Linked DNA regions of Homo sapiens: regions 1, 3 and 4 are each linked to region 2. A link is a contact called in ENCODE Hi-C or POLR2A ChIA-PET data. All regions are on one chromosome and are shown on one strand. Each heading gives the region's core, a stretch centred on a gene start or an enhancer-like site at or near the end of the contact. The rest is flanking DNA. Distances are from core to core; before and after follow the strand shown. Region 1 holds the start of CYTIP (cytohesin 1 interacting protein). Region 2 has its middle 450 kb from the start of KCNJ3. Region 3 overlaps LOC105373712 (a long non-coding RNA gene). Region 4 holds the start of GALNT5 (polypeptide N-acetylgalactosaminyltransferase 5).

Evidence for each region. A loop is a pair of places that touch in the nucleus more often than their neighbours do. ChIA-PET counts read pairs that join two places held with the same protein, here RNA polymerase II (POLR2A). Pooled maps may share reads with other maps.
Region 1: a loop to region 2 is called in a map of OCI-LY7, with 13 times the contacts of the local background. The contact joins the promoter of CYTIP here to the enhancer-like site in region 2. A Hi-C loop is called at or near these places in 1 of 168 maps with a recorded cell type or tissue (OCI-LY7), 2 of 37 single-sample maps with no recorded cell type and 4 of 50 pooled maps. POLR2A ChIA-PET finds 5 or more read pairs at or near these places in 1 of 52 experiments (OCI-LY7).
Region 3: a loop to region 2 is called in a map with no recorded cell type, with 15 times the contacts of the local background. The contact joins two enhancer-like sites. A Hi-C loop is called at or near these places in 5 of 37 single-sample maps with no recorded cell type and 4 of 50 pooled maps.
Region 4: a pooled map shows a loop between it and region 2 (3-fold over the local background). The contact joins the promoter of GALNT5 here to the enhancer-like site in region 2. A Hi-C loop is called at or near these places in 2 of 37 single-sample maps with no recorded cell type and 2 of 50 pooled maps.

Annotation. Positions count from the first base shown.
Region 1 is chr2:157,442,405-157,445,992 of GRCh38, forward strand. CYTIP (cytohesin 1 interacting protein) reads right to left here and starts at 1,685. Exons shown (of 8, transcript NM_004288.5): 1 at 1,443-1,685. The coding sequence starts at 1,616. RefSeq lists enhancers at 1,346-1,445, 1,486-1,535.
Region 2 is chr2:155,144,545-155,147,770 of GRCh38, forward strand. No RefSeq gene overlaps it. Among named protein-coding and RNA genes, the nearest start is that of KCNJ3, 450 kb to the left of the region's middle. RefSeq lists an enhancer at 1,547-1,606. Within about 2 kb of position 1,372, at least 2 of the 41 ENCODE cell types and tissues checked have a DNase peak (open chromatin) inside an H3K27ac peak, as active enhancers do; they include OCI-LY7, where a contact is called at or near this core.
Region 3 is chr2:157,467,439-157,470,663 of GRCh38, forward strand. All of the region lies in intron 3 of LOC105373712 (a long non-coding RNA gene), which reads right to left. Among named protein-coding and RNA genes, the nearest start is that of CYTIP, 25 kb to the left of the region's middle. RefSeq lists an enhancer at 1,703-1,922. Within about 2 kb of position 1,638, at least 8 of the 41 ENCODE cell types and tissues checked have a DNase peak (open chromatin) inside an H3K27ac peak, as active enhancers do.
Region 4 is chr2:157,255,964-157,259,439 of GRCh38, forward strand. GALNT5 (polypeptide N-acetylgalactosaminyltransferase 5) reads left to right here and starts at 1,742. Exons shown (of 10, transcript NM_014568.3): 1 at 1,742-3,476. The coding sequence starts at 2,120.

The DNA of each region.
Region 1 (3,588 bases), core at 435-2,934, 2.3 Mb after region 2:
GCAGGTATGGAGGACATAGAGGGTGGAAAGTTCCCACCCTGATTGAAAAAGTACCCACAGTCTCCAGCAAAAAAAAAAAAAAAAATCATAGCCTAATCAAGTGAACCATAGTTGGTGTGATAGTGTCATGGCAAATATAAAGAAAATCTGACTGCTTTATATCTGAAAACTGAAAAAAGATGTCAGCATTTCTCATGTTGCTTTATCTTCAGACAGGTTGTAGATTGATAAAATGTTCATCATTACATTAAACTTTGTATCATAAAAGCACTTTAGATTGAGAACAATCAATAATCCAAATCATGGAAAATTGTGCCCTTATCTTCACTCCGAAAAATACCAAGGAATCAGCTATTATACATCACTGAAAAAAGATCATGTCTCTCCCACTATGCCATACCTCTCTAATCCTGAATTTAGAAGGCTTACGAGAAGCACATGATTGTACATGCAAGACTTAAGCGCAAAAATTCTTGCTCTAGGGCAATTCTAAATATTTTCTGTAGAAATGCTACATCGAAATTCAAATATGTACCTGGGGATTTAGAGCAAGTTGTTTAAAAAAAATCCTGAAGAGGTATTATGGTTAAAAAAAAATTTTTACATGTTAGAAATTGAAGAACGAAAAAATCAAAATAAATTCAGTTAGACATAGATTTTTCCAAATGAGTTTTCATCCCTAGAGACAAACTTTGCAATAAAAATATTAAAATGGCATAATCTAGCATTTAATAAACACACACTGAATGCCAGTCACTGTGTTAGGCACTGCACAGTTCCTTATTTAACCAACATAAGAACCCAATAAGGGTGGTTCTATTATTAACTCCATTTTAGAAAAAACAAAACTGAAGCTTAGAGAGGCAAGTGGCTTGCTCAAGATCCCACAGACACTAAGTGGTGAGCTGATATTCAATCTGGCACTCATCTATCCAAAAAAAAAAAATCTTACTTTCCAATAGCCTGAGGTATGTGCCAGCAACCCAGAGCTGAAGATAATTAGTCAACAAAATTTGTCCTCAGAAAAAGTATTTCTTATTTGATTATGAACTGAAATGACCATCAAGGACTGCAAGTAAGGATGGAAGGGAAAGAATCAGTGGAGACACAATGGGGAAAAGAGAATTAATTCTCATACTGGTTGTATCTATATAAACCATCTTCAAGTTTTTTATGCTTAATGATGTTTATTTTACCTGAGCACTTCTTCAAATAAGAAAAACAATCTTAATTTTTGCCTTGAAAAAAAAGTTTGATTGTGGTCTCAAATCTTTGGACTGGTTCACCTAGCTCCCTGAGCATCTCACCTCCTTCACCCATAATAATCAGCCAGTAATTCCAAAGCCTCTAAAATATCACCATTAGTATGAAGTCAGACAAACATATCACTCTGCCCTCAAGAGAATGTGAACACTCTAAAGGGTACAAAATAGCAATCATACCTGCTTTCGTCCCCGAGGCAGAGTAGCCACCGTGTCTGCTAGCATTTGAATCCTTCTATTATCGTCCATCGTAAGGCTGCCGGTGAGTGTGGAGTAAGAGCTATACGCTGGCCCAGCGCAGAAGTCCGCCAAATTGCCATTGCTGCTGTGTTGCAGGAGCCTTTGTAAAGACATTGTGAATAAAGATCACTCCAGCTAGCACATGGTTGAGTGGCCTTGCAGGATGGGGGAAGCTAAAAGTACAACTGTGACAAGTAATCAAAAGTAGCAAAGCAGAAAGAGCCCATGTGACCTCTGTGGTTTGAGGAACTTGTTACACAAACCCTATCTTGCTATTCACTCCCATTTCTCAAAGCTTTTTTTCTTTAAGCTCCTGAGAGAACCTGGAGCTAATTTTTACAATTTAAAGAAAAATCAACTTATTTTTTCACCTCAAACAGCCAGAATTCTTACGCTTTTATGTTCTGTGGCAAGTTGCATTCACACCACCATTTGCCATTTTTTTCTTTAGAGAAGAAAGAAAAATGTCCCCAAGTGCTACCATTTGTTTCCCATCCATTCTCTTACTTAACATTAGCAATGCAATGCAGAAGTCAGCACACGAGGACATTCAGTTCTTGTGAATATGGGCAAGAATTACAGGTGCCGGTCATAATGTTCTCTCTCGAAGTCCTTGTAATACTGTACTTTCCCTGAAGTATACCCTAGATCATTAATGTTCATCAAAAAGACATTATATCTGCCACTGAGGTTGTAACCATTCAGCATTCTTCTGGTTGTCCTTTTACTACTTTGTCCTTACAAAAATTACCCATGATCTTTACAAAGTACAATGGGAAGGGAAAGCCAGCACATTTAGGGCACAATGTTGCCATTTCTTAGACGAGACTTTGCGGCAGCATCAGCAAGTGGTCCCAGGGGAGGAAAGGAGTGGGCAGGAAGGTAACAGGCAAACCAAGGTGGCACCAAGAACATTGCCTGTTGGTCCCTGCATGTGCATATGGGTCAAGGGCACCATCACCAAGTACTCAAGATCACAGATGCTTTTTTTTTTTTTCCTTTGGCTGAGGTTGGGGGCAGGTAGTTTTGAGAGAACTGGTTTCAGTGGAGGAGTAGGGGAGGCAAGTAAAAGGAAGAATCGAAACAAAAGTCAAAAAGAGAAGTTTTATATGGCACAAAAAGTCAAATGTGCTTTTTAAAATCTCTGAAGATCAATACTAGCATTTGAAAGAGTTAGCAAATCTTTGAACTAAAATGAAATGTGTGTGTACTGGAAGTGAAGATGAATTCAACTCAAGTAGAAATTGCCAAATATAAATAGTAAAATCTGAATTAATAGTGCTTCAAAAGTTGAAGCCAATTATAGATTTTAAAAACTCTATCACAGCATGACTCATTATACTGGAATTGAATTTTGACATGGACAAAGTGATATCACCACAAACATATAACGGTCTAAATCAGGAATTAAAAACACATACGTTTTCAGAAGCCAGGTAAGTAACATAAATGTGTAAGGCAAAAGGGAGTGGTAAATACCTTGGCAACTAAAGAATACATCAATTATAAAGATATTCACGTAAAATCTATATTTATAGATATGTACAGATATGTATACAGGTATATGTGGGGTGTGTGTGTGTGTGTGTGTGTGTGTGTGTGTGTATTAGGAAGACAGAGAGAGAGATTGATTTTAAAAACATTTTCAGGCTAAGAGGCACATAAATTAAATCATCACTATTAATGGATGACAGCAGTCCACTGTACCCTAGGAATCTGATAAAGTTAGGTAAATATTTTTAATTTTTATTCTTAATATTTTAAAATGCCAAATGGAAATTATACATTTGCTTAATATAAGGCCACCCACTCAGGCCAACTGACTCACCCATTTTTATAAATGACTACTAAAATTGTACCAATTCATTGTAATACTGACCTTAAGCTGATGTAAATCATAGATCATCATTCAATTAAGAAACTGGAAAATACTTATTACTTAACTCATGAAATGTGTTAAGTAAAATTTTTCAAATAATGGGATACCTGGATACAAAACAAGGGTCAAAAGTACCTCTGACATCCAGCCAGCCCATATCAATGTGGTCACACCTGTTAATTACAAATTTTTGACCTAGTCTATTTT
Region 2 (3,226 bases), core at 122-2,621:
TAGGATAAGATTTTAGAGACTTAAAATAATTATGCATTTCTTCGGTTGTTAAAGTACTATTTTTTAGTACTTGTTTTTGAAGTTTCTCATCTAGAATATTTATTACATGAGCGTTTAAATTCTCTGGCTTTTCTACAAAACAATAACAACAACAAAAAACATCCTGATGGGTTAAGGAAGTTAATATAGAGTGAATATTTTCTTAGAAATAGATGCATATTCTGCTTAAATATCTACATAATAACGTCAGTTAGCAAAGGGTAACTTAAAAAAAGTTATCCTCAAAATCTCCTGGGCAATTTTATTTCTCATTTATGTGAAGTCCAATACATTTGATCCTTGTTGTGTGGCCTTTGTACCCAACTATTTTCCAAGCTCTGATTAGGGAGACCCCACCTTGTATTGTGTCTGCTATTTCTAGGGCCTTGGAGAGAAGAGAGTGTTTTTAAGACTGCTTTTTTGGTCAGCTCTGGGAGTGGCACACCATTCTGCAACACACATTCCATTAGCCAGAATTGTGTCTTGTGGTCCCATTCAGAAGCAAAATGTCTGTAGAATGTGTTTAAGTATGTCCAGCAAGCAGAGAAAAACCAAATATTGATAAATACAATCAACTTCTATCACAGTAATAAAGCATTACTTTCTTATTAACATTTTATAAATGTAAATTATTTTATTTTGAGATCTGTGTTCAATGTAAAATTTTTTGAAGGTATTATATTACTTAATGAGGAACTTAAAGTAAAATAATTTAAGTACGGTAATGCAGACAGTAAATTTAGACTTAGTATTTAAATTCAGCAAGGCCCATGCTCAATTCTAGATCACTATGTTTAAGGTCTAATCGTAAAACAGAGCAGCAATTGCAATACAGAGTTAAGTATTTTGGTTGGCAGCAATACATATACTCTATATTTACATGTAAGTTATTACAGTTTAAAAGTATGTGGGAAAATAGGTTCAAAATAGATAAAGATTTTATAACGTAAGAGAATGGAGAACTGAAATAATTATTAAGTTTTCTTAAAGGAAAAATTGCTCTACATTACTACCTAAGTTTATCTTCTGTTTCATTTTGATAAAATTTATGTTAAACAGTCTAATAAAATATTAAATCACACGTCTTTTTCTTAAAGTTCCTTAAAATAATACTCTCGTCTATGTTATCAGTAAACAGTCTTAATATTGCTGTTCTCCTGAGATAATTTTTCTCTAATTGCTGCTCATTATTTAAGGAAACTTTCAATATTAGTAAAACATTGCTCCAAATCTTTCATTTAGAGCTATTATTATACCTGTGCTGTTTTTTCTTCTGCCCACGAAGCCTGTCAAAATGCAAATTGCTTTCTCTGACCAAAAGTACAGCAGGAGCACAGCCTGGCTGCTTTTTACACAAAACCACCAACAGATTTGTTAACAGCTGTTCTTGGGGTCTGTGCACGTAATGGAAACTTCAGAACCTTGCAGGGTTCATGGTTTCTTCTGTCTGCAGCACAGGAATCGTTTAACAGTAGGTGACACTTTTGGCAATGTATAATTAAAGGGCTTGTTTTAGCAAAATTACACCCTGTGTAACACATAATAAAAGATAAGGGGGAAGGAGAGGTAACAGGCCTGGGTATACAATTTAGTTTGTAGCAGAGAATGAGCACAGTTGGGAGCTTGACTATTTTTGCTGTGATTCCTGAGGTCATATTAAGCAAAACAAATCACTATGTTTCTACTTTATTCAGGTGACAAGTGGATCGATAAGATAATTAATAATATCTCTTCTTCCCTATTTGGCTAATTGAGACGAGGGAAGATTATAAACGGGTCTACAACATGAAAAACCAGAAGTCATTTAATTTGAATGCCAGCATCACCTCCCCAAGGTTATTGATATTTGATTTAAAGGGGAATAAAAGATGGACAATTTAAGTGAATCTGACTTGTATTGTTCTGAATCCATATGCATTGATTCAGATTTGTGAGATGTCTTTTCAACAAGGTAGCTTTGGATCAGTGGGGCTTGCATATTTGATCATATTTCTTTCAGAACCTTTCTTAAATACTCTTCATTTGTTACCACCAGGCAAAGGCAAATCTCTAGTTTAGAAAACTTGATTTTAAAATAAATTAGAAAGTAAAGAGAGAAAAGGCATGTTCCATTCCTGACATTTGTATATACTATTACTCATTGAAAACATAACATGGTAAGTTTGTTTCATAGTCATTACCTCTACCATCATCTGTTACCCCCTTTGAACTACACCGTTAATTATCTTTGCCTACTTCTGAAATGCATATACATAAAATCTTATTGTATGTAACATTTGAATATAGCGTTTTTGCTTATCATTATGTTACTGAGATTTATCAGTGTTGTCACACATAATTTCAGTTTATTTTTATTGACATGAAGCATCCTATAATATGAATATGCCACACTATATTTAATATTGATGGACATTTTAGTTATTATAAATCATGATGATATAGTTTTGCATGTACTTTGATGGACACATGCAAGCATCTTATTAGGTAATACAATATATTATAGAATTGCTACTTTATAAAATATATGTATGTTTAGCTTCAGTAAATACTGCCAAATAATTGTCTAAAGGGATTGTTCCAAGTCACATTCCTGCCATCAATATATGAGAGTTCCATATCCTCACCAACACTTGGAAATATTAGTATTTTATTATATTTTAGTTATTCCAGTAAGTATACAGTGGGATTTCATTGTTGTAACATTTGTTTGCCCAATGATGAATGAGGTTAAACATCTTTTCACATGTTTATGCATTATTTGGATGGCTTTTATTTGAAGCACCTGCCCAAGTCTGTAGCCTATCTTCTTATCAGGTTATTTATCTTGATATTGTTGACCTGAGACATCTTTTATAAATTTTTAATATTTGTTATATATACATATATGTGTGTGTGTATACACAAACATTTAACTATAATCTTTTCTTGATTTTTTGCCTTTTCTAACCCTTAATGATGTCTTTTAAGATATAAAATTTTAATTAACTTTAAGTTCAATTTGTCAAATTATCCTTTTCTTTTGTTAATTTTTTGTATTATGTTACAATCAACTGACTATATATGTGTGGGTGTCCCTCTTTATATTCTATTCTATTGATGAGTTTATCTCTATCTGTACCCATACCTCACTGTTCATTCACACTGTAATTACATGAAGATGAAATACTTAGTGTTCTAAGTTCTCCTG
Region 3 (3,225 bases), core at 388-2,887, 2.3 Mb after region 2:
TAGAACCCTTGGAGCTTGAATGGCCAAATGAAGACCCCCATGAGGGAAGACCTACAAGGGAATGCATGTGTGTGATGCTGGGAATTGATGTATTGCCAGGGGCCAGGTTGGGCTGATTCCAGGCTATCAGTTAAAGTGATGTGATGCCAGGAGAGAACAAGTGTATCAATATCCAGGGAATGGAGGAGGCTGAGAGCTGACTTGGAAACTGAGTGTGACAGTAAGAAGGACATTACAGAAGAGAATACAGAGGAATAAGAAAGACAAAATAAGACATAACCGGATGAGTTCCAAAACAAATCCATGAGTATGACCTTCCACCCTGTCTCCACATCTCTCATATGCACAGCCTACTTTGCTATGCTTGCTCAGATGTGTTCTTCAACAGCAGACCTCAGCTGGTGTTACAGGCCTAGTTTCAACGTCAGAGGGCCAACATCAATGATACCAGTTGTTCAGGCCCTGCTCTGATGGGCGTCTGATGGGAACCCAGCCACCATACTCTGAGAAAGCCAAGCAGCTCCATGGAAAGACCACGTGAAGGTGTTCTAGCCGCAGGGTCACCTGTGGACTTAACTGAAAGCCAGCATCAAACACCACACATGTGAGCAACTGAGCCTTCATATGATTCCAGCCCTTAATCCCTGCACCACCCCAGCTGATCTTGAGTGTAGCAAAGATGAGGTTTTCCAGCAAAGACCTGTTCAAACTGCAGGTCTGTGGGCAAAATAAATGTTAATTTCAGCCACTAAGTGTTGGGATCATTTGTTACTTAACAGCAGATAACCAGAATGGTACACATAGTATGACTTCAGAATTTACAGTGAATTCAGGGAGACAAGCATGTTCACAGATGCGTCAACCATGTCAAGGTACGACACATGTACCTTAATTGATCCATACATAAAAATGAATGTGTATGCATATGCATATCTAGTTTAGGCATAGAAAATTTCTAATACATAAAATTAAAAATAGTTACCTCTGTGGAGTAGTCCTGGGTTGTTAGGGAAGGAAGACTTCTTTTTATTTGTCTCTTTGTATGTTCTAATCCTGGTTTTATACACGTACTTACTTCATAACTTCAAAAACAGTTTAAAGTTTCAAAATAATGGTAAAATAAGAGAAAAAAGGCTAAACAAGTCCTATAGGCACCCCATGAGTACTACACGTTAGATACCCCTTGAGAACAGTAGGCAACCAAGTTGTTGGGAAAAGCTGCATTTTATCTCTGTGTCTCAGTTTCACATCTATGTAAAAAACAGTGCCAACCTCATAGGATTTTTGTGGAAATTAAAGTTCTGTAGGACTACCTGACACAATAGTAAGCACTCAATAAAAATTAATAAAAATATCTAAGAAACCTGGAGCTGCTGAGCACTGGCATGGCATATGAACACAGGGCCCCAAGTGGCAAAATTTGACTGTTACTTTAAGGAGAAATACCTTTTGTTCTCCTTATATCAAAGAATAAAAAGGAGCCAGCATTTTAGATACAATGGCAAGGGAAGGTGTAATTTGGCTCTGTAACAATGTGATAACTTCTGCAAATGCCACATTGACTTACATTTTCCAAAACACAAAAGACCATGAAATTAAAACCTCCATCCCACTTCCCCATTCTGCTTCTCCTTCTTCAGGGTGTTCACTGGGCGTGACAAGTTGTCTGTGTATTACAGATGACTGTCATCCATAGGTGGCCGAGGAAATTGTGTTTACGATAGTTTGACATCTAATGTTTAGCTTCTCCCTGTATTTTAAGAAACTAGACATTATCTCAATTATGTAAAAGAATTACCAATTTTTTCACTTGTTTTCCTGTGTAGGTTTCGCATTCAAGTTATTTAGGGTGGGCTAAGTCACTTAAAAGATCGAGTGGGGTGATTCAGCCTTCTTCTCCCCCAAAGTGTTCCATGTTCTAAAAAGTTTGCAAAAACATGATCTAGTTCTAGAAGTATGAAGGGTTGGAGTAGTCTAAGGGATAGGGAGAAGTTGAAATTGCCCATGAGATTACGTGACAGAAGACCATAACCGTAAGTATTTTCATAATTGACAAGGAGTTATTTTAAGTTTTTTAGATTTCAGGGTAATGGTGTCATCATTCTGCTTGCAAAGTCAAATGAGTAATGATCAGTTCCTCTCTGATTCAGGGACTTCTGTTGCTGCTTCCTGTTTGGTTTAACTCACCCAAGTATCTTAGAAACATGAAATATTGTTTCAGCTTGGTAAGGATGTCTGGGCTTGATTTTTTTTTTTCTTACGAACCAGGTGTTTTACCCCATGCAAATTTCTGGCATTTCAGGAAAAAATTTTTGTTTTCTTTTCTTCAACTTGAGGATGATTTCACCTACTCAAAATATAAGAAAACTCTTTACCTCCACAATTTTTTAGAAGGAAAAACCTTCCAAAAAATAGAGAAATGCTGTGTGGTCAGGAATACTTTGTTGAATTTTATTAATTTAGCCACTTTAAATCCCTTTTGGCATAAACTCAGTGAGATTAAATAAACCAAGAGAGTGACTAAATAACAAAACCTCTCTGATTCCATCACTGTGCAGTGAATATGAACAAATGTGTATGTGAATTTTAATGAATATGAAGAGTGGGCTATACAAATTACATACTTGAAGTTCTTAGTGATACGTTAAATTGAATTGTATAAGGGCATGAAGAGTTCCTAATTAACTCTATATGAAGTTCTTGAAAGAGGAAAAAAATCACCTACAAGAATTCTGTGACAACCGTTATCCAGGACTTTTAAACGCTGGTTTAAATCACCAGCAAACAAGCTGTACATAGGATTTACATAGTCAACTCATGTTGATAAAACATAGTCAGCTCCAGGTCTTCCAGACCATTTCCCCCTCATTTTGGAAAAGGAAACCATCTTCAGATAACAAGCCAAGGACTCTTGTTGATATCTTGTAAGCACCCTTTTATCACAAGTAATTAGCACACAGACTGCTTCAACAGAAAAGGCACTGAGGTTCACATTACTTCAAAACAACAAGAAATACAGCCCCATTAGCCCATAGTCTGGGGCTAACCACAGCTTCTATTCTTAGCCTCCCAGGGTCCATCTCTTACTCCACCACTGAAACCATCTCTTCAATGCTCTGATGAGAAACAACAGGACACCTACTCTAACTTCATTCCCTCTAGGTAAGGAATTCCACACTTTCTTACCTATCTGCCAAAGCACACACACCAGTTCACAGCCTCTTA
Region 4 (3,476 bases), core at 492-2,991, 2.1 Mb after region 2:
ACCTCAGTCCAGGCCACCTGCAAGCTGGAGAACCAGGAAAGCCAGTAACATGGCACATTCTGAGTCCAAAGGCCTGAGAACCAGGGAAGCCAATAACATCACTCTCAGTCTGAGGTCAAAAGCCTGAGAACCTAGTGAGGGATGTGGAGGTTGTGGGGGCAGACTGGTACAAGCCCCAGAGGCCAAAGCCAGAGAATCTAAAGTTCTAGTCCAAAGGCAGAAGAAGAAAGATGTCCCAGCTCACTAACAGAGACAGAATCCACCTTTCCTCTGCCTTTTTTTCTATCTGGGCCCTCAACCAATTAGTGGTGCCTGCCCACATTGGGTGAGGGCATCTCCTCCCCACTCAGTGCACTGAGTCAAATGCCAATCTCTTCTGGAAACACCCTCACAGATATACCTAAAAATAATGCTTTACTGGTTCTCTGGGTGTTCCTTAGCCCAGTCAAGTAGACACCTAAAATTAAATGTCTCATAGGCAATGTTCAAAAACCAAAAACAAACAAACAAAAAATTGAGACTTTTTTTCTAGACCAGTGTTTCTCAACTTTAGCTGCACATTTGAAAGACCTGGGAAGCTTTGTAAAAAAAAAAAAAAAAAAAAAAATATATATATATATATATATATATATATATATATATATATATATTTAATACAATATCAGCCCAAATGTCATCTCCACCTCCTCTCTCATCAATTGACCAGAGTTTTGGGGATCTTGTTTCAAGTGGTTCTAATGAAAAGCCTGTGGCGGAACTGCTACCCTACCAGTCAACCAGCATCACTCAAAATCTGGTCCAAGTCCTGGTGTGGTCCTGAAACTGTTGCTTGCTGGTTTAAGACGAGATAAGTACTGAAACTGAGAGTAAGTGTATCTTAATCTGTTCAGGCTACTATAGAAGAATAACATAGACTAAGTGACTCATAAACAACAGAAACTTATTTCTCACAGTTCTAGAGACTGAGAAGTCAGAAATCAAGGCACCAGCAGATTCGTTGACTGGTGAAGGCCCATTTCCTGGTTCATAGATGGCACCTTCTCATTATGTCTTCACTTTGTGGAATGGCAAGGCAATAGGGCCTCTTTTTTAAGGGTGCTGATCCCATTCATGAGGGCTCTATCCTTATAATGAAATCACCTTCAAAAGCCCTACCTCCTAATACTATCACATTTATGATTAGGTTTCAACATATGAATTTTGGGTGGACATAAACATTCAGACCATAACAAAGTGTTTAGAAACTTTTATAGCAGTATGACAAATTAAGTTTATTTGTAATCAAATGTAATAATAAAAACAGATGGATTAGTGAAAAAAAAATAGTTGGCTTACAAAGAAATACATTGAAACCCCTTGAATGAATGATCTAAATAATTAAACATATACATCTCTGGAAGTGAGGATATACCAGGCCCCTTCTTTAAGCTGTTATGTCTTAAAGCTGAAATGTTAACTTCAGTGATAAATTCCTCAGGCAGAGCATTGGCACCTGGCTACAACAGGGTTAATGAGCAGGAGTAGGGTAGGTGGGGTCACAAACCAGGAACACATGCCCTCCAAGTTAGATAGCTTTTTTTCCTCTTTAATTGCCGTTTAAACACACATGCTCTCACATAACACAGAAGGTGAGAGCTGAATGAAGTTTTCTGGGTAATGGCATGAAATGTTTTCCTTATGAGAAGTGGTGTTGAGTTACAGCGTGCAGACGGAGAACGGGGAGGAGAGAAACGGCAGTCTCAATCTGGCCCCCACCTTTTCTTGGGCTTGTAGGAAGGTGGACATGGGCTCCCGGAGACAAGACAAGTGATATGTTGAACTGTTCGGTGGCTGGAATCAACTGCTCCTGGAGTGACCTAAGGCCAGTGTTTATCAGAACTTAGCCAGGGCCAGCCAAGCAGGCACAGATGCTCTGCTATGAAATGCCACGCAGGCAGAGACTGACAAGCGGTAGGAACTGAGCTTTCCCCTTGGACTGCTGCTTCCTGCTGTGTTCAGGGGAGGGGGTCACTTTCTGGCAACTCTGCTGCTGCTGCTGCTGCTGCTGCTACTTCAGCTTCCTCTCCACTCAAGGTAAGCAGGCTAAGGGAGGGCAGGCTGCTAGGGAAAGCTTTGTACCATGAACAGGATCCGAAAGTTTTTCCGAGGAAGTGGGCGAGTCTTGGCATTTATCTTTGTAGCTTCTGTCATCTGGCTCCTCTTTGACATGGCAGCTCTCCGCCTCTCATTCAGTGAGATCAACACTCGGGTCATCAAGGAAGACATTGTGAGGAGGGAGCGGATAGGATTCAGAGTTCAGCCAGACCAAGGAAAAATTTTTTACAGCAGCATAAAAGAGATGAAACCTCCCCTAAGGGGACATGGGAAAGGGGCATGGGGCAAAGAGAATGTTAGAAAAACTGAGGAGAGTGTGCTCAAGGTTGAGGTGGACTTGGACCAAACCCAGAGGGAAAGAAAAATGCAGAATGCCCTGGGAAGGGGCAAGGTTGTGCCGTTGTGGCATCCTGCACATCTGCAGACCCTCCCTGTGACTCCTAACAAGCAGAAGACAGACGGGAGAGGCACCAAACCTGAAGCCTCCTCTCACCAGGGGACACCAAAGCAAACGACAGCTCAGGGGGCTCCAAAGACCTCATTCATAGCAGCAAAAGGAACTCAGGTAGTCAAAATATCAGTACACATGGGACGTGTCAGTTTAAAACAGGAGCCCCGGAAGAGTCATAGTCCCAGCAGTGACACATCAAAACTAGCAGCTGAAAGGGACTTGAATGTGACCATCAGTCTTAGTACTGATAGACCAAAGCAGCGATCACAGGCAGTAGCAAACGAGAGGGCACACCCTGCCAGCACAGCAGTGCCGAAGTCTGGGGAAGCCATGGCCTTAAACAAAACTAAGACTCAGAGCAAAGAAGTCAATGCAAATAAACACAAAGCCAATACGAGTCTTCCTTTTCCTAAGTTCACTGTCAATTCAAATCGCTTAAGGAAGCAATCTATTAATGAGACACCTTTGGGAAGTTTGTCAAAGGATGATGGAGCTAGAGGGGCTCATGGGAAGAAACTCAATTTCTCTGAAAGCCATCTTGTGATTATAACCAAAGAGGAAGAGCAAAAGGCAGACCCCAAAGAGGTCTCTAATTCTAAAACCAAAACAATATTTCCTAAAGTATTGGGTAAAAGCCAAAGTAAACACATTTCCAGGAATAGAAGTGAGATGTCTTCCTCTTCACTTGCTCCACATAGAGTGCCACTGTCCCAAACTAACCATGCTTTAACTGGAGGGCTAGAGCCAGCAAAAATCAACATAACTGCCAAAGCCCCCTCTACAGAATACAACCAGAGTCATATAAAAGCCCTTTTACCTGAAGACAGTGGAACGCACCAGGTGTTAAGAATTGATGTGACACTTTCTCCAAGGGACCCCAAAGCTCCAGGGCAGTTTGGGCGTCCTGTAGTTGTCCCCCATGGAAAGGAGA